Regions from separate parts of the Homo sapiens genome. Here region 1 is linked to region 2. A link is a loop called in an ENCODE intact Hi-C map of the cell type or tissue named here. Cell type or tissue: Calu3. All regions are shown on one strand. Each heading gives the region's core, and the rest is flanking DNA. Links, peaks and the distances in the headings are about the cores only. Region 1 holds the start of DSP (desmoplakin). Region 2 has its middle 60 kb from the start of DSP.

Region 1 (17,009 bases), core at 4,500-12,499, 52 kb before region 2:
CGGGCCGGGGGCAGGAGCGGGAGGAAAGCTGTGGCTCGGAGGGCGGCAAGGGCGCAGAGGAGCTGCGTCGGAGCTGGGTGTTGGTGTTGGTCGGCGGCGGAGCGAGTCTCCTCCCCGCTGGCACTGGGCGCCTAGGCCACACCTGGCCGGTTTCTTCCCAGGGTGGGGTGCGGCCGCCGCGCCTTCCCCGCCCCCCCGCGGGTGTCACCGACGCGCTCCGGCCGCCCCTCCCCACCTGCGCCCGCCGCCCGCGACTCCGCCCTGCGCCACCGAGGCCTGAGTAACACCGGGCGGGGCGGGGGCGGGGTCCCCGAGACCCAAGCGCCCTGGGCGAAGCCACCGCGGGGAGGACCTGCGCTCGCGGGGGCTGCTGCGCTCTGCGCTGGGGCCTCTCGGGCTGGGAATGCGTGGCCCGGCTTTTGAGGATTTCCTCGGTCCCCGGGCGGAAATAGCTGGAATGGAGGGGCCTCTCGATTGGAGACTTACTGGTCAAATATTTACTTTTGTTGATCACTGGAAACGCTACCTACCACGCATTGACTAGGACCACAGTGAGGAGGGAACGCTTTAGATGATAGAGTTTTGTTTGGGGGCTTTTTTTTGTTTTGTTTTATTCCAGGAATTCAGGAAATTGCCCCAGAAGTCCGATTTCTGATGTGTAAAACCTTTTTTTACAGAAAACCACGACTTCCTGGAAAAGTCTTCACCGTAAATATTAATCTCTTTGGCATGAAGAGGAAAACACTGCAGCTAATTTTTCATGGGATAACAAAAATATAAACTGCAATTTCTTTTATTTTTTCCCTTTCGATGGTCTTTTTAAACGAGGAGTAAAGATTTCAACGCCAGGTCCATTTTCCAAATTTTGTACCAGAACCTTGAGGATGCTTGTCTCTCGCGCGCTTCTCCGCAGACCGAACCCTCTCCGGAACTCAGAGCTGTTCACCCAAGTCAGCGGAGGAGGCCTCCTGGGACTTGAGCCTGAGGGTGGCGAAGAACCCTAGGCAGAGATCATCAACTTGGTACCGATGAGTGACGCGGAGCTTGAACATTCCAGCGACTTGCTCCAGGGCCACTCCCAGTTAAGAGGCTGAGTGTTAACTGCAAGAGGCTGAGTGTTAACTACGCCGTTGGCTCCAGGAACCGAACCGGGTTTGGATACAGACCCAGTCACACCATCCATGAAAAGCTGTTTCTATAATATGAAAAATTGTTAAATGACGCTTTAGTAAAAGCCATTTAAAGATCTTTTCTAATAAATTTTTCATCTTTCCAAACAATGCCGCTAATTACCTTCTGATACAGTGCGTTTCCAAAATGTTTATGAACTGAAAACAAAAATAAAAAACTACATTTTTATGTTGTAAAGGGAGTGGGGGGGACTTTCTAAAATTTGTCGTATTATAGCACTTCTCATGACAACTTGACCCTTTAGGCATAATTTTTGACAAAATGTCTTGTTCTTTTTCTTTTTACAGCTGAACGTCTTAAATTCAAGGAGTAAACACATATAATGAGATAAAAGTTTATCACTGTTAGCACAACCAATAATTTGCATCGTAGTCTCAATTTCCTCGAATCTTTAATAAAACCAAAGTGGTCAAGTGTTTAAATGATTATACAGATTGAGTACCCCTTATCCAAAATGCTTGGGACCAGAAATATTTTGGATTCTGGATTTTCTTGGATTTTGCAATAGTTGCATAGACGTAACGAGAGATCTTTGGGGATGGAACTCAAGCCTAAACATGAAATTTATTTATGTTTTCTATATGCCTTATACACATGGCCTGAAGGTAATTTTATACAATATTTTAGATAATTTTGTGCATGAAACAAAGTTTTGACTGCACTTTGACTGCAAGTCATCACATGAGGTCAGGTGTGGAATTCGCCACTTGTGGTCATCATGTCAGTGCTCAGAAAGTTTGGATTTGGGAGCATTTTGGATTTCAGATTTTCAGATTAGGGATGCTCAACCTGTACAAACACTGATCTATAGACAAGACGGTGGTTTTTCTCAAACAGAATCAATGGCTGGAAGTCAGCCTCTGCACAAACAGCCCATAATATCCATTGGTGGAGGAGAGAAAGACATGCATGGAGGGAAAATGTCAGTGCATAATGTACAACATTTCATTTAGGATGTTTTCCCTCTATGCATCTCATTTGTTCAGCAAATAATTATAACCTAGGATATGGAAATACTCTGCAACATACAAAGATAAATAGGGTCCAGTCACTGCCCTTAAATATATTATAGTAAAACTTTGATTTAAGAAATTCAGGGGCCCGTGCGGTGGCTCATGCCTGTAATCCCAGCACTTTGGGAGGCAGAGGCGGGTGGATCACTTGAGGTCAGGAGTTCGAGACCAGCCTGGCCAACATGATGAAACCCCATCTCTACTAAAAATACAAAAATTAGCTGGGTGTGGTGGCAGGCGCCTGTAATCCTAGCTGTTTGGGAGGCAAAGGCACGAGTATCACTTGAATCCAGGAGGTGGAGATTATATTGAGCAGAGATCGTGTCATTGCACTGCAGCCCAGGTAACAGAGCAAGACTCTGTCTCAAAAAAAAAAAAAAAAAAAAAATTCAGGGATTATTCTTCCCTAATGTGTAATAAAGAGGCTACACAATTGCACGGTAGAATTATCCTTTTAAAAAAAACCCACATATCTATTAACCACCCCCCCAGTGGTAACAAAAGCTCTTGTTAGCCAAGGGTCCCCTTACGGTCATAGGAACCAGGCTCCACACAGACCCAAACACCACCCAGACTCACAAAACTGTTCAATCTGCAGGCAAAACAGAGGAGGAGGCGAAGAGCCCACGCCACCAATCACACCTCTGGCTGCGTTGCTTCCTCACCCATCTTACTGCTTCCTGGGCTTTTCCAGGCATCCCCAAGAACACGAACGGCTTCCAGCTACCAAACATGCCTGCTCTAGGAAGACAGTGGCTTTCATTTATCTTTCTCTAAGGGTGATAAAGAAAGATAAGAGGATAAAATAAACAGATTGACATGCCCGACAGATGGAACACCCCCCACCTCAACACACACCCACACACATGCACATACACACACACACACATCAGTTGTCCAGGTTGGCTCATCACACAGTGAAGAGCGAGGATAACTTGCCCATAGTTATAATCTTAGTGCTACAATTTACTTATGCAAGAGCTCAATTTCTTCATGTGTATAATGGAAATAACACTTGCTCTGCCAACCTTCCAAATCCACAGTGAGGGTCAAATGAGATAAAATACGTGAACATTCTTGAACACTGTGAAACATATAAAGCTTAAGGTACCACCTGTTAAGCCAAAAGTTCTTTGCTGGATGCGAAATTTTAACCGTTAATGTTCCTGTCTTTATCCCACATGTAAATCAGTAAACCTCCCTCTTGGACACATTTAAGATGCATTCATTTAGAAAGCAGTTATTGAACATCTACCATGTTACACAACAGATTCAATGCTAGACACATGAAGATGAATAAAGCATGACTCTTTTTCTGCAGGATATCAAAGTCTGCAGTAGTAAAACAAATAATTACAATACAACATTAAGTATGCTATAATGAAGGTATATTTATAGAATTTTGAAAGCGCAGCAAAGAGGTTTAAAAGTAGCTTGTTTTCTTACAACTTGGTTTAAAAAATCAGAATCCAAAGTCTGGCAGAGTCTTCACTGGCTGACCTAAGGTCAGCTATTTTTTCCCTGCCACTCATAGATAGCTCCCCTTGTACTGATAAAACAGATCACTGACAGGCAACTTTCTCTCTGGCTGACCTTAGAAATCACCTTGCAGTTAGGAAAGACGAATCAGTCATATTCAGAGCAGATTTTTAAAAGAAAACGACACTTTGATTTCAGTGAGATTAAGAAGAATCATTTACTTGCTCAAAATCCCATGGGAACTCTCTATATCTTTGTGTTGGTAAATGATACCTCTTCATCACAAGAAGATTTATAGCCCATGAGTTAAAATAACTGTTCTGCCTAACAGAGGAGTAGTTCTGGGGTTTTTGTTTTGTTTTGTTTTGTTTGAGACAGAGTCTCACACTTGTCGCCCAGCCTGGAGTGCAGTGGCATGATCTTGGCTCACTACAACCTCTGCCTTCTGAGCTCAAGTCATCCTCCTGCCTCAGCCTCCCCAGTAGCTGAGACTATAGGCGCACACCACCACACTGGACTAATTTTTGTATTTTTTGTAGATACAGGATTTCACCTTGTTGCCCAAGCTGATCTGGAACTCCTGGGCTCGAGCAATCCACCCACCTTGGCCTCCCAAAGTGCTGGGATTACCGGCATGAACCACAGTGCCCGGCCAAGGAGTAGTATTTTAATAAGTCAAAATTACAGGCAGAAGCTAGGATTGGAACCATAATGTGAAGGAAAAGAAAATGCCTGTTAAAATGTCAGACAATTAAAATCTTAATAATAAAATGGATATGTATATTTTACTCTTTCTTTTCTCTTCCATTTGTCTGAATAAATTAGAATCCTCCAGAAATAATGAATCTAGGATCTGAATTATCACAAAAATAAGATTGGTCTCTCCTAATTAAAATTGTCAAAATGAAGAAAGCTGTTTGACAAAGCTCGTTTCAAAAATAGGAAAATGTTTGTAAAATATATACATTAACCCCAAACTATCTTTGGTTTACTTGGTTTAAGTGTCATTCAGGAACAGGGGAGTTTGTCTGTTTGCAGTGATTTTTCATTTTTGCTGGGGGAGGGTACTTAACTTTGTGGAAATTAAATAGCTCAAAGGAACTTCTCATTTTTTGTCACTGAAGTGATGAGTTTTTATTGTTATTGTTGTTGCCATTTGGTTTGTGTTTGGCACAGGTAAATTGTGCTATCCATTGTGCTTTAAGAATATGTTTTTTGGGCCGGGCACGGTGGCTCATGCCTGTAAGCTCAGCACTTTGGGAAGCCGAAGCAGGAGGATAACTTGAGCCCAGGAGTTTGAGACCAGCCTGGGCAATATAGTTAGACCCCCTTCCTACAAAAATACAAAATACAAAACTTAGCCTGGCATGGCCGTATACACCAGCTACTGGGGAGACTAGAGTGGGAAGATCGCTTGAGCCTAGGAGGTCGAGGCTGCGGTGAGCCAAGATTGAGCGATTGCACTCCAGCCTGGGTGACAGAGTGAAACCCTGTCTCCAAAAAGAAAAAAAATAGAGTAAGTTTTTGACTGCTTTTCATTGGATAGCATGGATATTGGGGATTCATCCATACTTTCCTGCCTGATCCTGTTTTCATGTAGCACCCAGATTTGCAAGATGCGAGGCTGGAGGTTAAAGTTCCCGGTGAGGGCAAGTACCGCTATGGACCACAGAGGAGCCACTCACACCCATGGCCAAGTGACATCTAAAGCTAAACAATAACTCCCACTTACTTTAGTGGGTAAGCCACACAGTCAATAAATATAATACAACAGCCAAGTAAGTTTACCTTTTGAAAATACTTTGGAAGTAATTTTCTAAGCTTATCATGATTGTGAGGGACTCTCAATCTATAGAACATGCTAGGATTGGAACACTTACTCAAACTTATATATATACAAATGCAAGATGCAGATTATTGCTAGTAAACCCAGTTATCAGCAAACACCACATGGAGATATAATGTGCTAATGGTTACGTGAAGAAACTTTTGAATAGCTAATCATCCTTTACTGAAGGCACTCAACATTTATATTCCATAGAGAATTTCAGAAACAGAAGCTTGCTTAAAACATTTTTGCACCAGTTATTTAAAAACTGGTAAAGCCTCAGAACTCATTCTCCAAATGAAACCCCCTGAGCATGGCCACCAGTGGAAACAGATCATGGTGGTGCCAGAGTGGTTGTAGGACACTTCCCACCCGCTGCACCTGGACCACACGTGCTCTGTCCAGGAAAGCATGTCCCCAATGTAAGCACTATATAAACCAGAACTCACCTTTTAATAAAGAGAAAATAGTGAGTCCTGGAGAAGTTAAGAAACGTCCGTGAGTTACTTGATACCTAAAATAGCAGAATTCCATCTGTTTCTAGTCTCATGCCCTTTCCATTATGTCAAAATTCCTGTCCCATCAGTCATGAAAGAACACATTTCTGAGCAATGATTTGGTATCAACTTGAAACCAAGAAATTATCCCATCAATTGTTATTTTCTTACTTTTTTTCCGGAGACAGGGTCTTGCTCTGTTGCCCAGGCTGGAGTTCAATGGGGCAATCCGGATTCACTACACCCTAACTGTCTAGGCTCAAGCGATTCCCCCACCTAGCCTCCTGAGTAGGTGGGACCACAGACATGTGCCACCACATCCAGCTAATTTTTTTATTATTGGTAGAGGTGAGGTCTCACTATGTTGCCCAAGCGGGTCTTGAACTCCTGGCCTCAAGTGATCCTCCTGCCTCAGCCTTCCAAAGTGCTGAGTTTACAAGCATGAGCCACTACACCCAACCTCAATTGTTATTTTCCTCCACTAGAGTAATAAGCCTGCTTTGCAGAAGTCACACCAAAATGCATTACAGTTATTATTGAATTAATGAATTTATTTATTTATTATCTATTTTTAGAGATCTCACTATGTTGCCCAGGCTGGCTTCAAACTCCTGGGCTCAAGTGATCTTCCCACATCCAGCTACTCTTATTTTTTTTAGTTGTATTCCCAAAGCTGTGGTGATTTTCTTGGTGTCCTCAAATTACAGTGCATGTATTTGCATGTTTTGTTTTGTTTTGTTTTGTTTGAATGTAGCTTCCATTGTTAAGAAAAAATGAAATTAGAGATTCATATACTAAACATCATGAAATCAAAATGGACACTAAGACATAAATGATCTGACTTTGGATGATTGTAATGCCAACGAAATGTAACCTGGTTTCCAAAGTGACCACCTTTCAAAATCTTAGGCATCAGCAACAACAAATTTCATAAACCATTTGTTTCTTATCATCATGAGCTAGTTATTGCACATACATTGTTTCCCTGCTACAGATAGAGGTGTAGGTATACGGGAGACTAAAGAATAAGAAAAACGTCCAGATTTCTGTCTTCACTGATCTTAACATTTAAAGCAGGAGACAAAATATCAAACAACCCACTGGTTATAATAGCAACACACAGAAAATGAACATCTAGGCCAGGTACAGTGGCTCACGCCTATAATCCCAACACTGGGAGGCCAAGGCAGGCAGATCACTTGAGGACAGGAGTTTGACAGCAACCTAGACAACATAGCGAGACTTCATCTCTACAAAAAATACAAAAATTAGCTAGCATGGTGGCGCGCACCTGTGGGCCCAGCTACTCAGGAGGATCACCTGAGCCTGGGAGGCAGCGGCTGCAGTGAGCTGAGATCACCACTGCACTCCATCCTGGGCATCAGAGCAAGACCCTGTCTCAAAGAAAAGAAAAAAGAAAGTGATCATTTAAATAGAGCAGGAGCTGGGGGAAGGTCATCTTTAGTTTCAAGTTTCAACTGACTCCCCTCATCTAGGGTCCCAAAAAGTTTGGGGTTTTTTGGTTTGTTTTTGTTTTTATGGTTGTTTTGTTTTTTTGTTTGTTTGTTTTTGCTTTTTTTTTTTTTTTTTTGTCAGAAGCTTGGTAAGATCACAGATCACAGGGAAGAAACCCTATTCAAACTCCTCATCTTATCCTACACTGGCTAAGAGAAGTGAGGCCATGAGAAAGAACCTGCATTACTTGCCAAGGCCCAAGTCTGTAAAGGGCAAAGCCCAGATTGGAGCTGAGAGCTCACACAGCAAATCAATTAATAGGCTTGCTTAGAAGGATGTACCTGAAGTTAGGATGTTTTTTCCTCCTGCTTATAAAAGTCTATGTATTTGCTGTAAAATACTCAGAAAAGGCAGAAGGGAATGGAGAGAAGCAAAGAAAAGCAAAGCAAATTATCAACCAGACAAGGTGATCATTCTAAATATTTTTGGAAGGTTCCTTCCAGTTTTTTCCCCTAATGAACTTTTTAACCAACCAATGTCAGGTTATATACAAGTTTGTATTCAGCTCTTTTTTTTTTTTTTTTTTTTTTTGGAGACAGAGTCTCGCTCTGTCACCCTGGCTGGAGTACAGTGGTATGATCTTGGCTCACTGCAACTTCTGCCTCCCAGGTTCAAGCAATTCTTCTGCCTCAGCCTCCCTAGTGGCTGGGACTACAGGCTCCTGCCACCACGCCCGGCTAATTTTTGTATTTTTAGTAGAGACAGGGTTTCACTATGTTGGCCAGGCTGGTCTCAAACTCCTGACCTCAGGTGATCCACCTGCCTCAGCCTCCCAAAGTGCTGGGATTACAGGTGTGAGCCACCACGCCCGGCCTCAGCTTCTTAGTTGATCATAATATCATGAGCATTTTCCAACCTCGTGTAAATGTCTTGTTAGCATTGCTTTTAAAGGTGCATAATATTTCCTGGTGGCATTTGATTTTTTAAAAAGGCTCTGAAAGTGACAAGGTACAGATCCTGGAGCTTTTTTTTTTTTTTTGAGACAGGGTTTTGCCGTGTTGTCCAGACTGGTCTCAAACTCCTGAGCTCAAGCGATACCACCGAAGTGCTGGAACTACAGGCATGAGCCACCACACCCAGCCGGTTCTGGAGCTTTCCATGCGAGTGATCCACTCCTGTTCTAGAACTTTTCACATCAATGGCAAATAGCATTCGCTATGGATGGGAAACAGGAAGGGGTGAGGCAGTGGCAATCACTGAGTGGCAGGAGTTACAACCACCACCAAATGGTGTTTAGGAAAACAATCCAGCCCTGCGGGGTGCAGACAATTCCTTGTAGAATCTTCCCAGCAATCCTTCCTTAGACCTCAATGAAGGGTGGGTTGCAAACGTCAGAAACAGGAGAGTTTCCTCCTTAAACTTTGAGAAATTCACCAGCCATTCATACTTAGGAAACTCTAAGAAAACCGGCATACTTCTACTTTCTTTAACCAGCTCCTCACAATTTAATAAATTAACTTCCAAATGAGAAAGCATCCCTTCAGCAAGAGCTGGATTCAAGAAAAAGTCGTGCAAATCAGGAGAACAGCCCCAGGGATTGTTTCTTCTCCAATAATAAGTTAATATACGTGACAGCAGATTTAACCTGATTCAATGTGTGCATTTTTTACTAATTTGCAGAATTTTAATCTGAAACATTTAAACCATGCTGGCTTGAGACAGAAACATTTCCAATATAGGAAGAAGTTATAGCACAGTTCCACAGCAGTTTCATCAAACCCGTGAAGCAGTTCTGTCTTGCAAAGGTGGGTGTGGAGCGGCACACTTCACTCTCGTTAAACCTGTCCGACGGCTCCTTGAGTTTTAACTGCTTAGCAGTTTGGCTTCAGGTGGAAATGAACAAAGCAACTCGGAGTCCTTTCCCACCAAGGCACACAGAAGAAACATCACCATCATCTCTAAACAGGTTTTTATTTTGCTTTACTGAATAAGGAAAAAATAATCTCATGATCTAAAATTGGAATTTCTGTGTTCTTAAAACAAAAATCAATATTTTTATTTCATGTGTCTCTGAGACAATAGAAAACATACAAAGGAGGCTTTTGAAAACCTCTAACTACAGAGGGGCTTGTCTTTAGAAGAGGGACTTACATTAATATAAAATATACCTTGATCCCAGAGTTCCCAAAAATAAGTTAAAAAATGAGTGTGTTCATATAAACATAGATGTGGAAAGAAGGCAAAATATATTGTAAAGTTGTTTAGAAAGCAATTTTTAAACCATATATGTAGTATGGTCAGACTTTTTTTACACTGAAAATTATATGTTAGAAGAGACAGATAAAGGATCTTGAGGCATAGGGGTTATCACTGGAAGATGGATATACAGGATTATTTGTTAGGGTATGCCTTTCGAATCATAGATTTTAAAAATAAAGATATGTGATTTTGTTGGGAAAAGGTAATTTCCTTTTCCTTACCAAAGTGAGGTATTGGGATCTCACCAATATCTGAGTCTTTAAAATCTGATATCACTATGAGAAAAATAATTGAATTGTAATTCAATTCATTTGTACAGCACCTTACCGGGTGTTTTGGGGTTTTCTGCACAGATATTTTATTGCAGTAAAATATAAATAACACAATTTATCTTTTTAATCATTTTAAGTGTACAGTTCTGTGATCTTAAGTACATTCACATTGTTGTGCAATCATCACCACGATCCATTTCTAGAACTTTTTCATCATCTCAAATAGAAACTGTCCCCATTAAACACTAACTCACAGCTAGGCCCGATGGCACACACCTGTAATCTCAGCACTTTGGGAGGCTGAGGCAGGCGGACCACTTGAGCTCAGGAGTTTGAGACCAGCCTGGATGACAGGGCAAGCCCCCGTCTCTACAGAAATACAGGTGTGCACCTGTAGTCCCAGCTACTTGGGAGGCTGAGGCGGGCGGATCACTTGAGCTCAGGAGGCGGAGGTTGCAGTGAGCTGCGACTGTACTCCAGCCTGGGCGAGAGAGTGAGACCCTGTCTCAAAAACAAAAAAACAAAAACAAAAACCACAAACTCCCCATTCCCCAACTTCAACCACCCCTGGTAACTGCCATTCTACTTTCTGTCTCTATAATATATTTGACTACCCCAGGGACCTCATATGAACACGGAATCACACAGTATTTGTGCTTTTGTGTCTGGCTCATTTCACTTAGCATAACGTCCTCAAGGTTGATCCTTGTTATATCATGTGTCAGAATTTCTCTCCTTTTTAAGGCTAAATAACATTTCACTGTATGAATACACCACATTTTTTTTTACCAGTCATCAATTGATGGACATTTGGATTGCTTCCACTTTTTGGATACTGTAAATAACACTGCTATGTTGTTTTTAAGTAGTAAAATTACTATAAACTTTTCCTTTTTTTTCTTTTTTTTTTTGGGACAGAGTCTCACTCTTGTTGCCCAGGCTGGAGTGCAATGGCACAATCTCGGCTCACTGCAGCCTCCATCTCCCGAGTTCAAGCGATTCTCCTGCCTCAGCCTCTGGAGTATCTGGGAATACAGGCACGTGCCACCACACCGGGCTAATTTTTTTTTTTTTGTATTTTCAGTAGAGATGGGTTTTACCATGTTGGCCAGGCTGGTCTTGAACTCCTAACCTCGGGTGATCCACCAACCTCGGGTGATCCACCCACCTCGGCCTCCCAAAGTGCTGGGATTACAGGCATGAGCCACCGCGCCCAGCCTTAACTTTCATTTTCATTACAATTTCCCCATCACCCAGTGTTAAGAACTGTCTTTTTTTTCCCCTTTGGCTTAGTAGTCTGTTACTATTATTAATTTATCCCCACACTCTCCCCTAGTTGAGTAAAGATTTTCTCAATACATTCATATCAGTTATTCTATTAATTTCATTGCTCAAAGCATTCTTTCCTGGCATCTTCTGGCTGGCTCCAATCTGAACTGGTTGCTCTCCAGACCTGACCTGCTTCTCAGCTGCTGAGGTGGGGTCTCCTTCACCGTCATCCCCTCTGCCTGCTGCGTGTTGGTTGGATCCTCTCTTTTCTGGGTCCAGTGTCTTTTGCTTTCTTGGTTTACTCCTTCAGTGGGGTGGCACACATCTTCCACTGACATGGGAGGTAAAGTTTTTGAGAACCTGTGTGTTTGAAAGTGTCTTTATTCCACTACAAACTTCATTGATCATCTGGCCAGATATCAAATTTAAGTTTGGAAATAATGGCCCCTCAGACTATTGGAAGCATTGCTCCATTATCTGTTGTTTGCAGAATTGCTGTTGAGAAGCCCAAGGCCACTCTGGTCCGTTGTACATTTTATAAAACCTTCAGTGGTGAGGATGTTCCATCACTTTTAGAACATAAATTTGGAGGCATTCAACCTAGATACCCCCTTGTTCGGTCCCCAGTGCAGGAGAAATAGAGTATATTATTATTCTCAGAGAGTTGCTGTGGCCAAGACAAAGGCTCAAAAGATGATACTGCTTGTCCCTGTCATTTCCTCCCCTGCCCTTTCCTCTTCTCATGTTGAAGGTATTTTTTTTTTCTCACTGGAGGAGGATAAATAAACTTTCTATTATGCTGAAAGAGCAGGATTAAGCTTATTTTCTGGGCTCTCAAATCCTCTGAGACAGCCTTCATTTTCACATATTGGAAGTCACCCATCAGGTTGTCTTCAAATCAAACATAACATAGCCCTTTCCACCTTCACAACCCTAGGATCCCTTCCACTGTTTGGGTGTTTTTTGGAGTTCCCCATCTTTTAACTAAATGAACCTCACTGCCCCAAACCAGGCACATCATCTTAATAATAACTCACAACTCTCATTGAAGGTTGACTGTGTGCCAGACACTGTAAATGCTAATTGCACCACGTTTCCTCTTGGTTAATCCTCAAAACAAATCCCACTAGTGCCATCACCGAGCTGGGGTTTACGGAAGGCTATTGGCTTGCCATGAGCTGGTAAGTGCAAAGCTGGGATTCAAATTCAGTTCTTCTCACTCCAAAGAATTAAGCTCTAAACAGTTTTGCTAGGTCGCCTCGGTCAGAAAATATACAACGGGTGGGTAGTTAGTGGTTCTTATCTATCACAGTCCACAGGAGGCAAACACACCAAAAGGTTGACAGTGATGATCTCTGGGTATTGGAATAATATTTTCTTTTTTATCCTTTATTTTCCAAATTTTTGTCTCTGCAATAACTTTCTTGACAGAAAAAATAAAATAAAGACATTTGAGTTACAATATCTTTATCTTTAGAAAAATAAAAACAGTAGACTCCATGGCCGTAATGTTTAACTCAGACTCAATGTCTCCATTGTTGTTTTGTCTGGAATAAGCTGAAAACTCCTCCAGGCAGGAGTGCTGCCCTTCATGACACTGATTATCCTGCCAGGCCCTGGATGACAAACTCTAATAATATATCTACTCCATTCCTCCGCCTACTCAGTCTGCAATTCTATCTGAAAAGTCATCAGGTCTGTCTGTGTCCCACAAGACCTGCGATGGTTTCCCACAACCCCTACCCCACTCAGATGTGCAGAACTGGATTAATCATACGTCATAGCTCATGACACACTCATCTCTGGTCCCTGCATTCCCCATCACCCTATTTGTAAAATAAGATAAAGAACATCCACCAGCTCACCACCCAAAACGAGTGTAATTTATATCCATCTGCTCACCTGAGCGAACTCTCCTGGATATTGAGTTTTTGGTTTACTATTCACTTCCTATTAAGTATATGTGTGTTTTATAGTTTTATCATAAATATACCTATTCTGGAAAACTTTGTTGTTTCATTTTAGTTGTTTTTAACATTGTGAAGGGAGCTTAATGTCGTGTGTAATTCTTGGACTTAACTTGCTTTTTTATTTTTGTTTTTTTATTTTGTTTGTTTGTTTTTGAGATGGGGTCTTGTTCTGTCACCCAGGCTGGAGTGTAATGGTGTGATCTCAGCTCACTGCAACCTCCACCTCGTGGGTTCAAGTGATTCTCGTGCCTCAACCTCCTGAGTAGCTGGGATTAGATGCCCGCCACCACATTCAGCTAATTTCTGTATTTTTAGTAGAGTTAGGTTTAATTAGTTTGGCCAGGCTGGTCTCAAACTCCTGACCTCAAGTGATCTGCCTGCCTCAGCCTCCCAAAGTGGATTACAGGCGTGAGCCACTGCACCCGGCTTTAACTTTCTCACTATTATATTATTCAGATTTATCCACTTTGTTGCGTGTCACTATAAGACCATCTGCCATTTAATGATTTAATAACTTTCCATTGTATGAACGTATTACATTGTATTTATCTTTTCTGCTGTTGATGGACAACTGGTTGATTTATACATTTTTGCTATTACAAAAAGGTCTACTCTGAACATCTTTAGATATGTCTCCTGGGTTTTCTTGTTGGTATATACCCAAGGATGGAAGGTTAGACCATAGAATATATGAATTTTCACATAGAGTATGTCAATTTTCACACACAAAAAGGCCAAAGTGTCGTCTCAGATGGTGGCACCACTTTATATCTGCACCAGTTGTGAATAAGAAACCTAGAAAGCTGCCTGCTTTTCAGATCCACATACAGATTCCCCAATATAAACTGTTACATCCTTAACCAAGGTTTCAGACCAGATTTATGCTAAAGTTCTAGTTCCGGGCTAGAGCGTCTTACCCTTTGTAAAGTTCTTTGGGGAAATACATGTGATTTTTCTCAGTCTTCTTGGATTGATCTAATTTTTAAGAACCCCAGAGAATACCTAGCCCTAACAGCATCTTCCTGTGTTACGGAAAAGCAATACTGAGTTGGGTGTTCTTACCTCTTCCCTGGTGCTCCACAAACTCACAGAGGATGTCATGTGGTTAACAGAAGACAACATCAAGTAGTCACCGACAATAGTAGTTATTGGAAGAAGAAAGTGGCTATTTTTTCAATTTAATTAAATGTGGTAATGAATGAGTGAATTCCCCCCAAGGGTAGGAGAAAGGAGAGTCCTTATTTTTCTTTGTTTTTTATTTCTTTTTTTTGGAATCATTTTTCCCCCAGAGATAGTCCCTTTATCTAAGAAAAAATAACTTCCTCCTGAAAGACAGACCGCTTTTCCAAAAACATAAAAGAAGCAGGCCACCTGCGCTAGCTCCTCTGTGTCTTCCTAGTCAAGTGAAATTGAAGGGGGCAGAGGAGGTCTCCGTGCACCGTGGAGGGGAAGGGAAGTATCCGCGGGACGTGGAGGAGGGAGGGGAGATCTCCATGGAGGCTGGAGGGGGAAGGGAGGTGACCACAGCTCTGCTTCCTCCTCAGGGAAGGGGAGTGGCCCAGTGTGGCTCCAACCACCAGGCTTCACCTGTGCCCTCGGCCCCACCACAGGCAGAGCCTGTTGCTGGACTTCCAGTTCACTTTTGTTCAGGCAAGTGAGTCTCCGTCATTGGCAGTTTAGCCCCGAGTTCAGTTCCACGTTTATAGATTATTCCCTCTCCATTGCCCATTCTAATACTCACCGCTGTTGATCTTCCCAAGTCTCTAAAAAAAAAAACAAAAAAAAAAAACAAAAAAAAGCCTACCCCTCAAATCACCTTTCCTTGACTCAGTTCATGCAGCAGGCTCCACACTTCTCGTCAACCCATTCCTCCAATGTCTCTTCTCTAACTCAGTACTCACCCACAGTGATTTTCAAAAGTGTGGTCTTTCTTTTTTTCTTTTTTTTTTTTTGAAACGGAGTTTTGCTCTTGCTGCCCAGGCCAGAGTGCAATGACATGATCTTGGCTCGCGGCAACCTCCGACTCCCAGGTTCAAGCGATTCTCCTGCCTCAGCCTCCCGAGTACATCCTCCTGGGATTACAGGAGTGTGCCACTAAGCCCAGCTAATTTTTGTATTTTTAGTACAGACAAGCTTTCACCATGTTGGCCAGGCTGGTCTCAAACTCCTGACCTCAGGTGATCCGCCCACCTTGACCTTCCAAAGTGCTGGGATTACAAGCATGAGCCACTGTGCCCAGCCAAAAATGTGGCCTTTCAAGAGTCAGCAGGCGTGTTGGTAGATGGTTTAAGTGACCACCTTACCAATTCCAAATGAATTGAGATGTGAGACCTCTGACCTCTCCTCAGTCAGTCCTTTGTCTCTATTTCCATAGTTGTCACTCTGGTCAGGAACTTGACCACTTCTCGCTTAGTATGGATTGCCCCCTTCCTTTCCACACCAGCACCAGGCTAACCCTCTGAAAAGTTCCCTTCTCATGCCATTCTCCTCCTCATGAATCTTCTTTGGCTCCCACTATCCACAGGTAAGATACACACTCCACAGCCTGGCAGGCCACTCCCTCCACAGCCGAATCCCAATACTCAATCCCAGGTGCCTTCCTGCCTCTGTGCTTTGGTTCCTGCCCTCTCCCACTGCAGTGCCCTCCTCTCTTCTCCATGCACGGTTAGATTCACCTCTTGCTCTCCATGACACCCTTCCATGTCACCAAAGCCCATAGTTCATTTAAAAAAAATTCATCCCGCCATCTATCCATTTATCCTTCCCTTCATTCAACAAATGTTTTCCTTTTACTGAGTACTTATGAGTCAAGCATTGTGCTAGATTCTGTGGAAGCAAAAATAAGTAAGTCATACTTCCCATCCTGGAGGGATTTAGTCTAATAGAATAAACACTAGCTACCATTTAGTTTGCACATATTATACATTAGCTATAGTACAAAGCATTTAATATATTTTGTCATAAATTATCTTCACAATAACACAATATGAGAGGTATTATAATTATAATCTTGATTTTATTGACGATAAAACAGAGGCTTAGCGGGGTCAGGTTATCTATCCATGGTCACTTGGGTGGCAATCAGCAGAGCCAGGAATGCGAGTCTGTAAAAACCTGCTCTGATGTCCGCCCTGGGAACACACTTCCTCTCACCATACCACTCACCTTCCTCTCCCTCTCTCTCTACCTTTCCCTCCTGCTGTCTCTTTGAGTTCACAGCATTTCGCAATTGATCATGTACTATATGTTTTCTCCTTGCATTTTCTTAACTCATTATGTAACTTCTGTGTGCACTTATTTCGTATTTCTTCAATTAGATTTGTAAATGCTGGGCCGGGCGCGGTGGCTCATGCCTGTAATCCCAGCACTTTGGGAGGCCAAGGCAGGCGGATCACAAGGTCAAGAGATCAAGACTATCCTGGCCAACATGGTGAAACCCCATCTCTACTAAAAATACAAAAAAATTAGCTGGGCGTGGTGGTGTGCACCTGTAGTCCCAGCTACTTGGGAGGCTGAGGGAGGAGAATCGCTGGAACACGGGAGGCGGAGGTTGCAGTGAGCCGAGGTCATGCCATTGCACTCCAGCCTGGTGACAGAGCGAGACTCCGTCTCAAAAAAAAAAGATTTGTAAATGCCATGAGACAAAGGGAGTTAGGAAAGGATGAAATCAAGAATATCATGCCTTGTGCAGAGTGGGATTCATATGTATGTTCCAGTTAAAACAGGTTTGGGATGTCAACACCTCAACATTTCATAGAGCTAGGAGGAGGTCATCC
Region 2 (15,560 bases), core at 4,989-12,988:
ACTGGATGGATTTGATATGACAGCTAGTTTGGTTGGTTTTACTCTGGTTGCTTTATTCTGTTTAAATTGTATTAATCAAACATACCACAGAGCTGGCCCCAAATACTAATTGTTTAGAGACAGCCCTTGCAGAGAAGTGGGTTCAACTAGCATCACATCTGTAATTACACAGCATATTATATACTTCACAGGTATAATTTATTTTATGGCTTCATGCCATCTTATAGACAAACAAAGAATTGAGAAAATTTACAAGCTTTTCTGGGAGTGTCCACATAAGGGTGTAATTTTCATTCTAACAAATAACTAAGATGGGGATAATTCTACAAGTAGATTGCCAACCTGTTGGCGTACAATAAGTTCGGAAATTCCCTTCATGAATTTTTTTCTTTTAATATAAAATTGCAGAAACATTCATCACACCCACACATAAAAGGGATAGTCATAGTGTTGGAAATACAAACATAAAGAATATGGAGATTTTGTATTGAAGGAACTCACAGTGTAGTAAGGGAGACTGATATGCAAGAATGAAAATAGAGTCTGAAAAAGGCACACAAAAAAATGAGTAGGGGTTTGAGGATGGAAGACTTCCCCCAGGAAGACTTCATGGAGAAAGCTAAAGTCTAAGGTAGATATTGAAGAATGAATAAACATTTTCAAGGCATACAAAAGTTGGGAAGACATTCAAAGAAGAGTGAACAGCATGTGCAAAGGTACAGCATGGTGGGTTTGGGACAACTCCTTATATATCTATATCACTGTGACTGGAGAGTAAGTTAGTGGGAGGTGACACTGCAAATGTAGGAGCTGAACGTGGAATAAGGCATGAAATCTCTATATTTATCTTCCTCAGTAAGTAACAAAGGGACCAGGAACAGTGGCTCACACCTGTAATCCCAGTGCTTTGGGAGGCTGATATGGGGGGATGGCTTGAGGCCAGGAGTTGGAGACCAGCCTGGACAACATAGCAAGACCCTGTATCTACAAAAATAAAAAAAAAATTAGCCAGACGTGGTGGCACACATGTGTAGTCCCTGCTACTCAGAAGCCTGAGACAGGAGGATTACTTGAGCCTAGGATGTCACAGCTGTAGTGAGCTATGATCATGACACTGCATTTCAGCCTGGGTGACAGAGCAAGACCCTGTCTCTGAAAAAAAATTTTAATGTTAATAAAGGAAGCCACTGCACAGCTCATTAATCTTCACCTTAAAACGCACAACCTAAATTGCATTATCAGATTATAAAATAGGACTGAGATAGAAGGAGAAGGAGTGGTCCTAGGAAACACCAAACCAGTATCTTTTTTTTTTTTTTTTTGTTTGAGACAGAGTCTCACTATGTCACCCAGGCTGGAGTGTAGTGGTGCCATCTCAGTTCACTACAACCTCAACCTTCTGAGCTCAGATGATTCTCCCTCCTCAGCCTCCCAAGTGGCTGGGACTACAGGTGTGCACCACCATGCCCAGTTAATTTTTTGGTAATTTTGGTAGAGATGGGGTTTCACCATGTTGCCCAGGCTGGTCTTGAACTCCTGACCTCAAGCGATCCTCCCCGCCTCGGCCTCCCAAAGCGCTGGGATTACAGGCATGAGCCACCAGGCCTGTCCCTGAACCAAGACTCTTAAAGCTCAACTATAGACTCCAGAAAACCAGTAGCATAAGAATCTCCTTTGCCACCAGCCATCCTCAATTTTTAAAAATTGTCATTTGGCCGGGCGCAGTGGCTCATGCCTGTAATCGCAGCACTTTGGGAGGCCAAGGTGGGCGGATCACCTGAGGTCAGGAGTTTGGAACCAGCCTGAAAACCCTGTCTCTACTAAAAATACAAAAATTAGCCAGGCGTGGTGGTGGGCACCTGTAGTCCCAGCTAACTCTGGAGGCTGAGGCAGGAGAATAGCTCGAAACCAGGAGGCGGAGGTTGCAGTGAGCCAAGATTGTGCCACTGCACTCCAGCCTGGATGACAGAGCAAGACTCCATCTCAAAGAAAAAAAAAGTAGATACTATGGGGGCAGTTCCCTGATGGGCTTTGGTTGGCACCAGGGCCCTGCTGTTGGTGTTGTCCTGGGTCCAGACTGAAAAGCGCAGAGGCAGAGGAAGGGCTACAGCAGTTGGATGTGATGCACAAGGAAGAAGTTGTCTGGAGAGCTCACAGTTTTTGAGGCCGTAGAGTCAAGCCCCCTGCAGAGGGGAGAGTTTACCTCTTTCTCTAAGGATGGCTGCTGCCGGCAATTCTCATTCCACACCTGTCTCCTTCTGTGGCCCATGGACCTTTCTCTTCTAATGTCTTCCAGCATCATGTTTCTGCTACTCAAACCCTCAAGTGATGATTCCACACAAAGCTGCCTGGTGTTTATCATGGGCCGCGTGGAGAGCTCGGCCTCTCATTTCTTACTCTCCTTTCCCACCTCCCCCAAAAAGATTAGAAACTCCCTTGGATCAAAGCATGACAAAGTTCATTTGCACATTCGACAAATTATATCCTTTTGTAAAGTAAATACAATCTTAGGAGGGAGTCACAGCATCTAATTGAGGAAGGAGATGAGGAGGGAAGATAACATTGACAAACTCACCAAGTGCAAGACTCTGGGGTGAGTGCTCTGAATATATCATCTCACCTCATTCCCTCAACATGCCTGTGAGGTAGGTACTGTTAACCCATTTTACAGGTGTGGTACTGAGATCTCCAGCAGACATCCTTACTCTGCCGGATTTGAGCACAATGGTCAAATGGCAAGGCAAACATGTAGCACTGTAGGTATTTGATAAATGATGAATGGGGTTGGCTGGATCCTTGTCCTAATCAATTTGATAACGGTTTACCTAGTTTTTTCTGACCTCCCGCCCTCAGCCTGTTTTAGAACTCAAAACATATTTTATGGAGAACAGGAAGTTCCATGCACTATACTAGGCTCTTGAAAGGAAAAGTCAAGCTTTAAATGTTTTTATTTACATCCCACTTTCTCCCACAAGGGATTTAAAGTGATTTACCACAAAGACACCTATAATAACATGACTAAGCCCCGCGTGGTGGCTCACGCCTGTAATCCCTGCACTTTGGGAGGCTGACACGGGCGGATAACTTGAGGTCAGGAATCCAAGACCAGCCTGGCCAACATGGTGAAACCCTGTCTCTACTAAAAATAAATACAAATACAAAAATCAGCTGGGTGTGGTGGTGTGTGCCTGTAGTCCCAGCTATTCAGGAGGCTGATGCAAAAGAAATGATTGAACTCGGGAGGTGGAGGTTGCAGTGAGCAGCAGTCACACCACTGCACTCCAGCCTGGGCAACAAAGTCAGACTCCATTTAAAAAAAAAAAAGAAAGAAAAAAAGAAAAAAGATTAAATATAAAGAAGAATAAAACAAGCCAGGTGCAGTGGCTCACGCCTGTAATCCCAGCACTTTGGGAGGCCAAGGCGGGTGGATCGCCTGAGGTCAGGAGTTCGAGACCAGCCTGGTCCAACATAGTGAAACCCCATCTCTATTAAAAATACAAAATAAGCCAGGTGTGGTGGCGTGTGCCTGTAATTCCAAGGCAGAAGAATCGCTTGAATCCAGGAGGCAGAGGTTGCAGTGAGTCAAGATCAAACCTCTGCACTCCAGCCTGGGCAACAGAGTGAGACTCTGTCTCAAAAAAAAGAGAGAGAATAAAATAATAGAACCATGGATACCATAAACATAAGCAGTTAAAGTAAAATAAAAGCTAATAATAAAAGAGGGGAAAATACTATAAATGTGCAGGCTATAAGAATTTATATAGGCCAGGCACAGTGGCTTATCCCTGTAATCTCAGCACTTTGGGAGGCTGAGGCGGGCAGATCACTTGAGGTCAGGAGTTCAAGACCAGCCTGGCCAACACGGTAAAACCCCGTCTCTACTAAAAATACAAAAATTAGTCAGGCATGGTGGTGCGTGCCTGTAGTCCCGGCTTCTCGGGAGGCTGAGGCAGGAGAATCGCTTGAATCTGGGAGGCAGAGGTTGCAGTGAGCCGAGCTCATGCTATTGCACTTCAGCCTGGGCGACAGAGCGAGACTTGGTCTCCAAAAATAAAAAAAAAAAATAGAAAGCCTCCCAGGTAATTCTTATGTACTGCCAAGTTAAGAAGCACTGCTGTGGTGTATAATCTTAAGGCAATTCTTCCCAGATGAGGTAAAGTTAAAAAGGACTCTAAGAAATATGAGACCCAAATTCACGAAAACAGTCTCAAAAAAGAACAAAGTTGAAGGACTCATACTTCCTGATTTCAAAATTTACTACAAGTTATTACAGTAAGCAAGACAGTGTGGTACAGCATAAGGAAGATATAAAGATCAATGGAGCAGAATTGAAGTTCCAGAAATAAGCCCTTACGTTTATAGTCAATTGATTTTCAACAAGAGTGCCAAGATCATTCAGTGGGGAAAGAATAGGCTTTTCAACAAATGGTGCTGGGACAACTGGGTATCCATATGCAAAGGAATGATTTTGGACCCTTCTTTACATAATATACAACAAGTAACTCAAAATCAATCATAGACCTACATGTAAGAGCTATTATAAAGCTATATAACTCTTAGAAAAAAGCATAGGATTATACACCATGACTGAGTGGGACTTACCCCAGGAATGCAAGATTGGTTTAACAGTCAATATTTGATTAATATAATTACACTCTATAATTAGAATAAAATACAAAAACCACATGGTCATCTCAATAGCTGCTGAAAAATCATTTATCCAAATCCAATTTACATTCAGGATATAATCTCTCAATAAACTAGGAGTAAAAGAAAAGTTCCTCAATTTGATGAAAGACATTTATGAAAACCCCACTGCTAACATTATACTTAAAAGTGAAAGAATAAATATATAGTGAAATATTATTTGGCCTTAAGAAGAAAGAAAATTCCAAGACATGCTACAACATGAACAAACCTTGAGGACACTGTGCTAAGTGAAACCAGATAGACACAAAAGGATAAATATTGTCATTCCACTAATATGAGGTACCTAGGATAATGGAATCCATAGAGACAGAAAGTAGAAGGGTGTTTGCCAGGGGCTGGGGGAATGGGGAGTCTGTGTTTAATAGGTACAGAGTTTCAGTTTGGGGAGATGAAAAAGTTCTAGAGATGGATGGTGATGATGATTACACAGTGTAAATGGACTTAATGCCGAGAACTGCACACTTCAAAATAGTTAAAAGTGTACATTTTGTTATGTATATTTTACTACAATTTTTTAAATAATAAGATAGTGAAAGATCAAATAGTTTTCCTCTAAGATTGGGAACAAGGCAAGGATATCTGCTCTCAGCATTTTTATTCAGCATTGTACAGTAAATCCTCATGTAATGTCAATAGGCTCTTGAAAACTGTGACTTTAAGCAAAGTGACTTATAACACAATCCATTTTTTTTTTCTCATCAATGTTATTACATTGAGGCCGGGCACAGTGGCTCATGCCTGTAACCCAGGCACTTTGAGAGGTAGGGGTGGGAGGATCGCTTGAGCCCAGAAGTTCAAGACCAGACTGGGCAACAATGCAAGACCCTGTCTCCACAAAAAATAAAAATAGCCAGGCATGGTGGCATGCACCTATAATCCCAGCCAAAAAAAAAAAAAAAGAAAAAAATACTTTGATTGAACAAAATGTCTTTTTGCTTAAAGTCACAGTTTCTAAGAACCTATCAATGGTCTTAAGGGAGGACTTACTGTACTTGGGGCTCTGGCCAATGAAATAATGCAAGAAAAACAAATAAAACATATATAGATTAGGAAGGAGGTATAAAGGTTGTGTATTTATTCAAAGACAACATGATTCTGTATGTAGACAATCCCAAAGAATCTACAAAAAAATTACTGGCATTAATCAACCAGATCAGCAAGGTCACAGGACTCAAGTTCAGTACATGAAAATTAATTGTATTTCAATATAGTAAGATGAAATTAAAAAAAATTTTATTCACAATAGTATCAAAGAGAATAAAATACTTGAGAATAAATTTAACAAAGAAAGTGCAATAACTATACACTAAAAACCACAAAACATTACTGAGATATTTATCTGAAGAGCTGAGTAAATGGAGAGACGTACCATGAACATTGATCAAAAAACTCAATATTGTAGAGGACAGTTTTTCCTGAATTGATCTATAGATTCTATGCATCCCTATCAAATATCATCAGGCTTTAAAAATAGAATTTGATAAGGTGACCCTAAAAGTTATATAGAAATGCAAAAAAACCTTAAGCCAAACAATTTTGAAAAATAAAGTTGAACTTAAACTACCCGATTTCAAAACTTACTATATGAGTAAAGCTACTGTAATCAAGACAATTTTGTATTGGCCTAAGCATAGACTTATGTTATGGGCCAGTGGAATAGAATAAAACATCCCAAAATAAGCCCTTCCATTGAAGATCAATCGATACTCAAGAAAGATGCCACGCCAAAAAAAATAAAAAGTGTGGTCCTTATCTTACGCTTTACACAAAAGAGTATCTACAGTAATGCTAAAAATCTTTTTTTAATCCTGAATAATTAGCTCTTTGCTTTAACTCCTAAAAGTGGATCAAATACCTTGAATGACCTTGTCTGCTCTTTTGGACAACTTTACCAATGTTTTTCTCACTATGACCAGATTTGTCAAGCTCTGAGTCCCTTGGAAGAAACTCTACCACATTACCCTGATAGATACCTGCAGTGGGATTTTTTTTTTTTTTGAGTTGAAGTTGCGCTCTGTTGCCCACGTTGGAGTGTAATGGCACGATCTCAGCTCACTGCAACCTCCATTTCCCGGGTTCGAGCGATTCTCCCGCCTCAGCCTCCCTAGAAACTGGGATTACAAGCGCGTGCCACTTTGCCTGGCTAATTTTTTGTATTTTTAGCAGAGACGGGGTTGGCTGTGGCTGGCCAAGGCCATGTTGGCCAGGCTGGTCTTGAACTCCTGACCTCAGGTGATCTGCCCGCCTTGGCCTCCCAACGTGCTGGGATTACAGGTATAAGCCACCGCACCTGGCTTGCAGTGGGATTTTTAAATTGACTCCAAAAGGTACTGAAAAATCTTAGATGGGCTCTCAACTCAGATTTTATAAAAGAAAAATGTGTCTCCTGCCCTGCCTCGTGGGCGGTTGAGGGAGCAGAAACGGGTGGGCAGAGGCCTTGTCCTCTAGAGTGGGGAATTCCATCTGATGGAAGCCTAATCTCTAAGGAGAACTGTGATGACCCACACAAAACCTCTGCCTCCCCAGTTGTCCACATCAGGGGCCTAATTGATGGTGTGGTGGAAGCTGACATTGTGGAGGCCTTGCAGGAGTTTGGACTCATCAGCTATGTGATGGTAATGTCTAAAAAGAGACAAGCACTGGTGGAGTTTGAAGATGTGCTAGAGGCTTGCAACGCAGTGAACTACACAGCCGACAACCAAATACATATTGCCGGTCACCCAGCTTTTGTCAACTACTCTACCAGCCAGAAGATCTCCCGCCCCGGGAACTCGGATGATCCGGAGCGTGAACAGTGTGCTTCTCTTTACCATCCTGAACCCCATCTATTCGATCACCACGGATGTTCTTTACACTATCGGTAATCCTTGTGGCCCTGTCCAGAGAATTGCCATTTTCCGGAAGAATGGAGTTCAGGCCATGGTGGAATTTGACTGTGTTCAAAGTGCCCAGTGGGCCAAGGCCTCACTCAATGGGGCTGAAATCTATTCCGGCTGTTGCACTCTGAAGATCAAATACACGAAGCCTACACGCTTGAATGTGTTCAAGAATGATCAGGATACTTGGGACTACACAAACCCCAATCTCAGTGGACAAGGTGACCCTGGCAGCAACCCCAACAAACGCCAGAGGCAGCCCCCTCTCCTGGGAGATCACCCCACAGAATATGGAGGGCCCCACCGTGGGTATCACACCCATTGCCATGATGAGGGCTATGGCCCCCCAGCCCGCGACCTCACTACGAAGGGAGAAGGACGGGTCCACCAGTGAGGGGGAGTCACCCTTGGGGCCCAAGTCGCAACGGCCCCTAGTATGGGCACCCCCCACCCCCTCCCCACCACCCGAGCATGGCCCTCACCCCGACAGCCCTGTCCTCATGGTCTACAGTTTGGATCAGTCTAAGATGAACTGTGACCAAGTCTTCAATGTCTTCTGCTTGTATAGCAATGTGGAGAAGGTGAAAGTCATGAAAAGCAAGCCGGGGACCGCCATGGTGGAGATGGCTGACGGCTACACTGTGGACCGGGCCACTACCCACCTCAGCAACAACTTCATGTTTGGGCAGAAGCTGAATGTCTGTCTCCAAGCAGCCAGCCATCATGCCCTGTCAGTCATGCGGGTTGGAAGTCACGTCTTGCAGTTACAGAGACTTCAGTGAATCCCGAACAATCGGTTCCCCTCGCTGGAGCGGGCAGGGAAGAACCGCATCCAGCACCCCAGCAACGTGCTGCACCTCTTCAACGCCCCGCTGGAGGTGACTGACAACTTCTTTGAGATCTGAGATGAGCTGGGCGTGAAGCGGCCATCTTCTGTGAAAGTATTCTCAGGCAAAAGTGAGCGCAGCTCTTCTGGACTGCTGGAGTGGGAATCCAAGAGCGATGCCCTGGAGGCTCGGGGCTTCCTGAACCATTACCAGATGAAAAACCCAAGTGGTCCATACCTTACACTCTGAAGCTGTGTTTCTCCACCGCTCAGCATGCCTCCTAATTAGGTGGCTAGGAAGAGTCCCATCAGAGCAGGAAGTCATTTCTCTTCCCTTTATGCCATTTTTCGTTTTTTTTTTTTTTTTGTTTTTTTTGTTTTTGTTTTTTTTTTGAAAGCTAGGTTTGTAGAGGCTTAACCTTAATGGAAACGCTGGAAGTCTGCAGGGGGAGCGAGAGGGGACCTGATCTGTCCCAAGATTAACCTTCACTTCTTCACTTTTAAAAAATTATTGTGGGCCGGGCGCGGTGGCTCACGCCTGTAATCCCAGCACTTTGGGAGGCCGAGGTGGGCGGATCACAAGGTCAGGAGATGGAGACCATCCTAGCTAACACGGTGAAACCCCGTCTCTACTAAAAATACAAAAAATTAGCCGCGTGTGGTGGCGGGCGCCTATAGTCCCAGCTACTCAGAAGGCTGAGGCAGGAGAATCGCTTGAACCCGGGAGACGGAGGTTGCAGTGAGCCAAGATCGTGCCACTGCATCCCAGCCTGAGTAACAAGAGCGAGACTCCATCTCAAAAAAAAAAAAAAAAAAAATTATTGTACATGTGATTTTTTTTTTTCCTGTTCATACATTTGTGCTGCCCATGTACTCTTGGCACATTTCAATAAAATTGTTTGGAAAATAAACACAGCAAAAAAAAAAAGAAAAGAAAAGAAAAGAAAAATGTGTTTTCTATCTGAAGGATTTAATTGACGGCTGTGCCAATAATTTCTCAAATTTAGCTGTGCTCATTCTCCCTAATTTATTTGAAAGACATGACAAGGAAAACAAGACCTTCCTTGGGCTTTTCACTGCTGGGGCTCTCTGGCCCTAAAGAGCGGAGAGTGTCTACAAAATCCTAGGTCAGCAGCTGCGGTTTTGAGATTTCACACACGTAGTGCCTAAGTGTGTGTCTGTCCTGACAGCCTAGAACATTGCTGATCAGGACACAGCCTGCCCAGGTGAAATGCCTCCGAGGCAGGCAAACCCTCAATTAATCTTCTCAAGGCTTCAGTAGACGTAAGAAATGAGTGGACACGCCTTTCTATCAACGGAGAAGCTGTGGGTTTGCTCATGTTTTCTGGATTCCTTCCAGCTTCTGGGTAAGTTTCCCTTCTCGCAATTCAGGAATGGGTGTGGAAAGCTGCAAGCTTGTCTTCCCTACCAGCGGCAGCAGACTCCCTGACCTGCCTGCACTGGCAGCAACTTGCAGGACGGACACTTTATTCTTTTTTTTTTTTTTTTTTTTTTGATACAGAGTCTAGCTCTCTTGCCAGGCTGGAGTGCAGCGGCGCGATCTCAGCTCACTGCAGGCTCCGCCTCCCGGGTTCACGCCATTCTCCTGCCTCAGCCTCCCGAGTAGCTGGGACTACAGGCGCCCGCCACCACGCCCGGCTAATTTTTTTGTATAAGAGACGGAGTTTCACAGTGTTAGCCAGGATGGTCTCGATCTCCTGACCTGGTGATCCACCTGTCTTGGCCTCCCAAAGTGCTGGGATTACAGGTGTGAGCCACAGCACCCGGTCTCTTTTGTCTAGAAATTTCATACAAGGGAAAGCAGGCCCTCTTCCCATGAGATCAATAAAAGGGAATCGTATTGAAAATGAGAATACATTCCCAAAACACATTTCCATCTATCTCGTTACCCACAAATACTCATTAAAATTGAATTTAAGAATAGCCAGCCATATCTTTTAAGAGATTACTTCCCTCCTACCAAATTAAACTTTAAAAACTCTATTTCAGTTAGTAATGAGCCTTTATTTTAGAATATATCAGTCTCTTATCAGAGGCATCAAATCATTTTCTTTTCATCAATAAAAATGTCACAATTAAGAATTATAACTCAGCCAGGTGCGGTGGCTCAGGCCTGTAATCCCAGCACTTTGGGAGGCCAAGGCCGGCGAATCACCTGAGGTCGGGAGTTCGAGACCAGCCTGGCCAACATGGTGAAACACTGTCTCTATTAAAAATACAAAATTAGCTGGGCATAGTGGTGGGCGCCTATAGTCCCAGCAACTTGGGAGGCTGAGGCAGGAGAATCACTTGAACCCGGGAGGCGGAGGTTCCAGTGAGCCGAGGTCATGTCATTGCACTTCAGCCAGCCTGGGCAAAAAGAGTGAAACTTTGTCTCAAAAAAAAAGAATTATAACTCAATTTTTTGGAGCTCCGGCAGCCATAACTCAACATTTGTTCTCACAGTGCACTTTCTACCTCATAATTTCAAGTTTCAAGAGAAAATTAATATCACATGATCAGAAAAATGCAGATAATAACTGTACAAACCTGGGCAAGTCATTTTCCTCTTCTAGGGGCAATGTGTGCAGGGCTGACTCACAATCACACCATTTCTTTCAGATTGATTATTACTAGATTTTATATATTAATAAATACATTAAAGAAAATGCCTAGGACCACCCCTAGTTTGTGACAAGGTTAAGCATGGCATGTGATTTTTAGGTCTTCAGTGTTATTTCTGAATATTGCTCCTACCAGTATAATCTTCTACATTTTTTGTTTTTGATGAAGCGATGTTATCACCCAGTATCTTTTTTTGTTTGTTTGTTTTCATTTTGGTCATTTTGGTCACTGCACTGGAACACAAACCTGCCCCTCTTTCTGTCTCTCTCTCTTTTTCAGTCGTCTGTTGCCCAGACTGGAGTGCCGTGGCTCAAACACAGCTCTCTATAACCTCAAACTCCTGGGCTCAAGTGATCTTCCCACCTCAGCCTCCGGAGTAGCTGGGACCACAGGTGCACGCCACCATGCCCAGCTAATTTTTTTGTATTTCGTAGAGACAAGGTCTTGCTGTGTTGTCCAGGCTGGTCTGTAACTCCTGGGCCGAGGCACTCCTCCTGCCTTGTCCTCCCAAAGTGCTGGGATTACAGGCATGAGCCACCACTCCCGGCATCCTGCCTCTTTTCGATATATATTTTTTTTTTTTGCATTCTAAAAATAGCATCTTTTCTCAGATTATAGAATTAGTATTATTCATCACAAATATTTAAAATATGAAAAGTTATGAAGAAAATCAAATCACTCCTAATCCCTCCACCAAAAGGTAATCACTGTTAACACTTGTAGTTTATTTCCCTCTAGTATTTTTTTTTTTTTTTTTTTGAGACAGAGTCTTGCTCTGTCACCAGGCTGATGGTGCAGTGGCGTGACCTCGGCGCACTACAACCTCTGCCTCCTGGGTTCAAGTGATTCTCCTCCCTCAGCAACCAGAGTAGCTGGGACTACAGCCGTGCGCCACCATGCCCAGCTAATTTTTGTATTTTAAGTAGAGACTGGCTTTCACCATGTTGGCCAGAATGGTCTCGATCTCTTGACTTCGTTATCTGCCCGCTTCAGCCTCCCAAAGTGCTGGGATTACAGGCGTGAGCCACTATGCCCGGCCCCTTTGGTATTTTTATGTAGAATCACTTTTTTTCTCCAAAAGGTATACAACAAATAAACCAAAAGCAGTTTTCCCATTTGTAATCCATATCTATCTAGCATAAAGCCATGTAAACTTGGTCTCGAGCTTGTCCCAACAGCCCTACCAGCCCGAGTTTTCCTATCCCTGCCTTGTGGTCTATTTCTCCATCCACCCTGACCCAAATGCCACTCTCACAGAACTCTAGATTTGAGTTTGCCTTCATTTCTGTTTGACCCCTCAGACCTTGGGAATGTGAATTGTAAAGGCAAAACTTCATGAGATTCGTTTTTCTCTGAACCCAATATAACAAAAAAAACAAGTGAGATTTTATTAAAATCTACATTTCTTACTGTTTTTGATGCTTTGGAAATCAATCCAGTTTTACTCTGCCTTTTTCAATGCAGGTATTTCAAAGGATATGAGATACTCAAGAGCAGGCACCTATTTATATTTGTAACTCCAGTACATGGCCCATGGCAAGTGCTCAATAATTCATGTTCACTGGTCACTTAAACAGAACTTACAGAACTCTTGCTTCCTGTCTGGGTGAATATAATCAATGCTTAAGATTAATAAGGGCAACAGTAATGAATGCGCTTGGTGGTTCAGGATCCTTTACTAGCCAGAATCACTGGTCTTTAACCCCTAAACATTTCTGTTCCCCTAGTTGGGTCTCAACTTTTTAACTACTAGCATTCTCCTCCTGCAGCCACGGACTCAGTCTGTCTTTCCAGCGACCCACCCCTGGCTGGCTTGGACACTGCTCTACCATCAAGCATGGTATTTGCCTCCTCACTTCACTGACTTTGAAGTCTTCCCCACCTCCCACGGCTCCTCCACCTACTGCAGGCTGCCCACTCCCACCCTCATCTCTCTACTGAAACAATTCTTGCCAAACTCTATGGCCACTTCTCAATCCTTATCTCGCCTAAGCTCTCCAAGGCATTTGACACACTTGACCTTGTCCTATTCTTTGGAGATCTTTAGAGTGCATGACTTCTTGCTCTGAGTCTTCCTCGTACCTCTAACTGCCCCTTCCCAGCCTCTTTTGCAGAGCCCTCTTCCTCTGCCTGAACCTTAAATGTTGGAATCCCCTGAGTTTCCATCCACAGCTCTCTTCTCACCCTGCAGACTTGCCTACCTGGTCTCATCCACTCCTATGATTTCTGCACTGTGTAGGTCCTACATGCCAATAACTCTATTCCATCTCCACGTGGAATGTATATGCAAGCACCTACTGAATAGCTCCACTTGAATGTCCCTCAAAAGCAACAGGTCCAAAATAAAATTTAGATCTTCCTTCCCAACCTCTCTTCCTCTTGTTTTATGGTATCCAAGTCAGACACCTGCGAGTCTTCATGCCCTTCTGTAACCCCAAATCTAGCTAATGGTTCACCAAGTCCTTTCTAGTCTGTCTTGTTACTATTTATCCAGACTGTGATCTTCTCAGGATGTCCATCTGATCCTTTCTCTTATATGATGCCATGCCTCTTATAAGGTCCAGTCTCCTTCATGTGATTTAGAGGCCTTTTGGGATCAGGTCCCTGCTTCCCTCATTAGCCTCACACCTTAATAGTCCCTGTGGTCCAGTCGTACTGAACTTCTTTACATTCACTCAGAGGCTCTGATGTCTCTCTTCTCTGGAAAGCTGCCTCTACTATTCCAACCACCTGGAACCCCCAATATCTCTCCTTCACCTGGCCGTCTCCTGCTCCTCCTTCAGGTCTTAGCTGAGACATCATTTTAGGGAAGTTTTTAAGAAAGTCTTTCTGATGCTCCAAATCTCTTGGAATATGCTCCTGGTATATATGCTCCCAAAATACTCTGTATCATGTTAGCTCATACATACTGTCATTGCCTTCACACTTGGCCCGGTGCTCTGGTTTTAATGTTTGTCCCCACCAAACCTTACGTTGAAATTTAATTGCAATTACAACAATATTAAGAGGTGAAACCTTTAAGAGATGTTTAGATGAGGTGGCTCACACCTGTAATCTAATCCCAGCACTTTGGGAGGCCAAAGCAGGAAGATCACTTTAGCCCAGGAGTTACAGACCGGCCTGGGTAACACAGGGAGACCCCATCTCTACAAAAAATAAAAAAAATTAGACAGGTGTGGCGGCATGCACCTGTGGTCCCTGCTACTCAGGAGGCTGAGATAGGAGGGTCACTTGACCCCAGAAGGCTGAGGCTGCACTGAGCTATATTTGTATTACTGAACTGCAGCCTGGACAACAGAGTGAGACCTTGTCTATGTTACGAGGGATCTGCTCTCATGAATGGATTAATGCCATTATTGAGAGAGTGGGTTCACTTATTCCTGTTCTCTTTCTCTCTTTCTCTTTGCCCTGCCACTGTTCACTATGGGATGACAAAGCAAGGAGATCCCTGGTCGGGCGCGTTGGTTCATGCCTGTATCCCAGCACTTTGGGAGGTGGAGGGGGATGGATCACTTGAGCCCAGGAGTTTAAGACCAGCTTTAGTAACATGGTGAAACTTCATCTCTGCCAAAAATACAAAAATTAGCCAGTCTCATAACTCAGTCTCTAAATAAGCAGATAGATAGATAGATAGATAGATAGATAGACAGACAGACAGAGCGATTGATAGATTTTTTTTTTTGAGATGGAGTCTCCCTCTGTTGCGCAGGCTGGAGTGCAGTGGCATGATCTCAGCTCACTGCAACTTCCACCTCCTGGATTCAAGCGATTTTTCTGCCTCAGCCTCCTGAGTAGCTGGGATTAGAAGCATGTGCCACCACGCCTGGCTAATTTTTGTATTTTTTTTTTTTTTTTTTTTTAGTACAGATAGGGTTTCGCCATGTTGGCCAGGCTGGTATCGAACTCCTGACCTCAGGTGATCCACCCGCCTCGGCCTCCCAAAGTGCTAGGATTACAGGCATAAGCCACCATGCCTGGCCCAAGAGATAGATTTTTTTTAAAAAAAGAAGAAGAATTGAAAGATGCCAGCCCCTCAATCTTGGACTTCCAAACCTCCAGAACTCTGAGGAAAGAAATTTCTGTTCCGTATAAATTACCCAGTCTGTGGTATTTTGTTATATTGGCACAGAACAGACTAAGAAAACCAGAACTGCCAAGTAAGTGTCTGCCCTAGGAAGGCAGGGACCTTGTTTCTCTTTTTTGCCTTTGTATTCCCAGCACCCAGCACAGCACAATGCTGGCACATAAAAGATGCTCAGGGGAAAACATAAAGTAAATGTCAAATAAGTGAATGAATAAAGGAATGAGCAAACGAATGTTCTCCCTTTTGCCAATGCCCTTTTTGTCTCTTGCCAGGATAAAACAGATTCCTAAAAGACCTCCCCATTCCCCTGTCCAATTTATTTTCCATATTTGGGTTAGAATGATCATTCTGAAAAAAAAAAAATGTAATCATGACATGCCCTGGTTTAAAACCAATGTCTGTGCATTTCTAACAAGATAAATTACAGACTTGGCACAGG

What was found. Peaks named below come from ENCODE experiments on the same cell type or tissue, not always from the same donor. Only the 100,000 strongest peaks of a DNase experiment are listed, where the experiment ranks them.
Region 1: it touches region 2 in a loop (4-fold over the local background); 8 of 110 quality-filtered maps call a loop at or near these places.

What each region holds. Positions count from the first base shown.
Region 1 is chr6:7,524,722-7,541,730 of GRCh38, reverse strand. It overlaps DSP (desmoplakin), which reads right to left and starts at 60. Exons shown (of 24, transcript NM_004415.4): 1 at 1-60. It overlaps DSP-AS1 (DSP antisense RNA 1), which reads left to right. Exons shown (of 2, transcript NR_183331.1): 2 at 678-1,280. RefSeq lists enhancers at 2,072-4,850, 8,505-9,050, 14,776-15,277. In Calu3, for the core only: no CTCF peak of the experiment used is centred there; a DNase peak (open chromatin) is centred at 9,290.
Region 2 is chr6:7,474,231-7,489,790 of GRCh38, reverse strand. It overlaps the pseudogene HNRNPLP1. Among named protein-coding and RNA genes, the nearest start is that of DSP, 60 kb to the left of the region's middle. In Calu3, for the core only: no CTCF peak of the experiment used is centred there; a DNase peak (open chromatin) is centred at 9,780.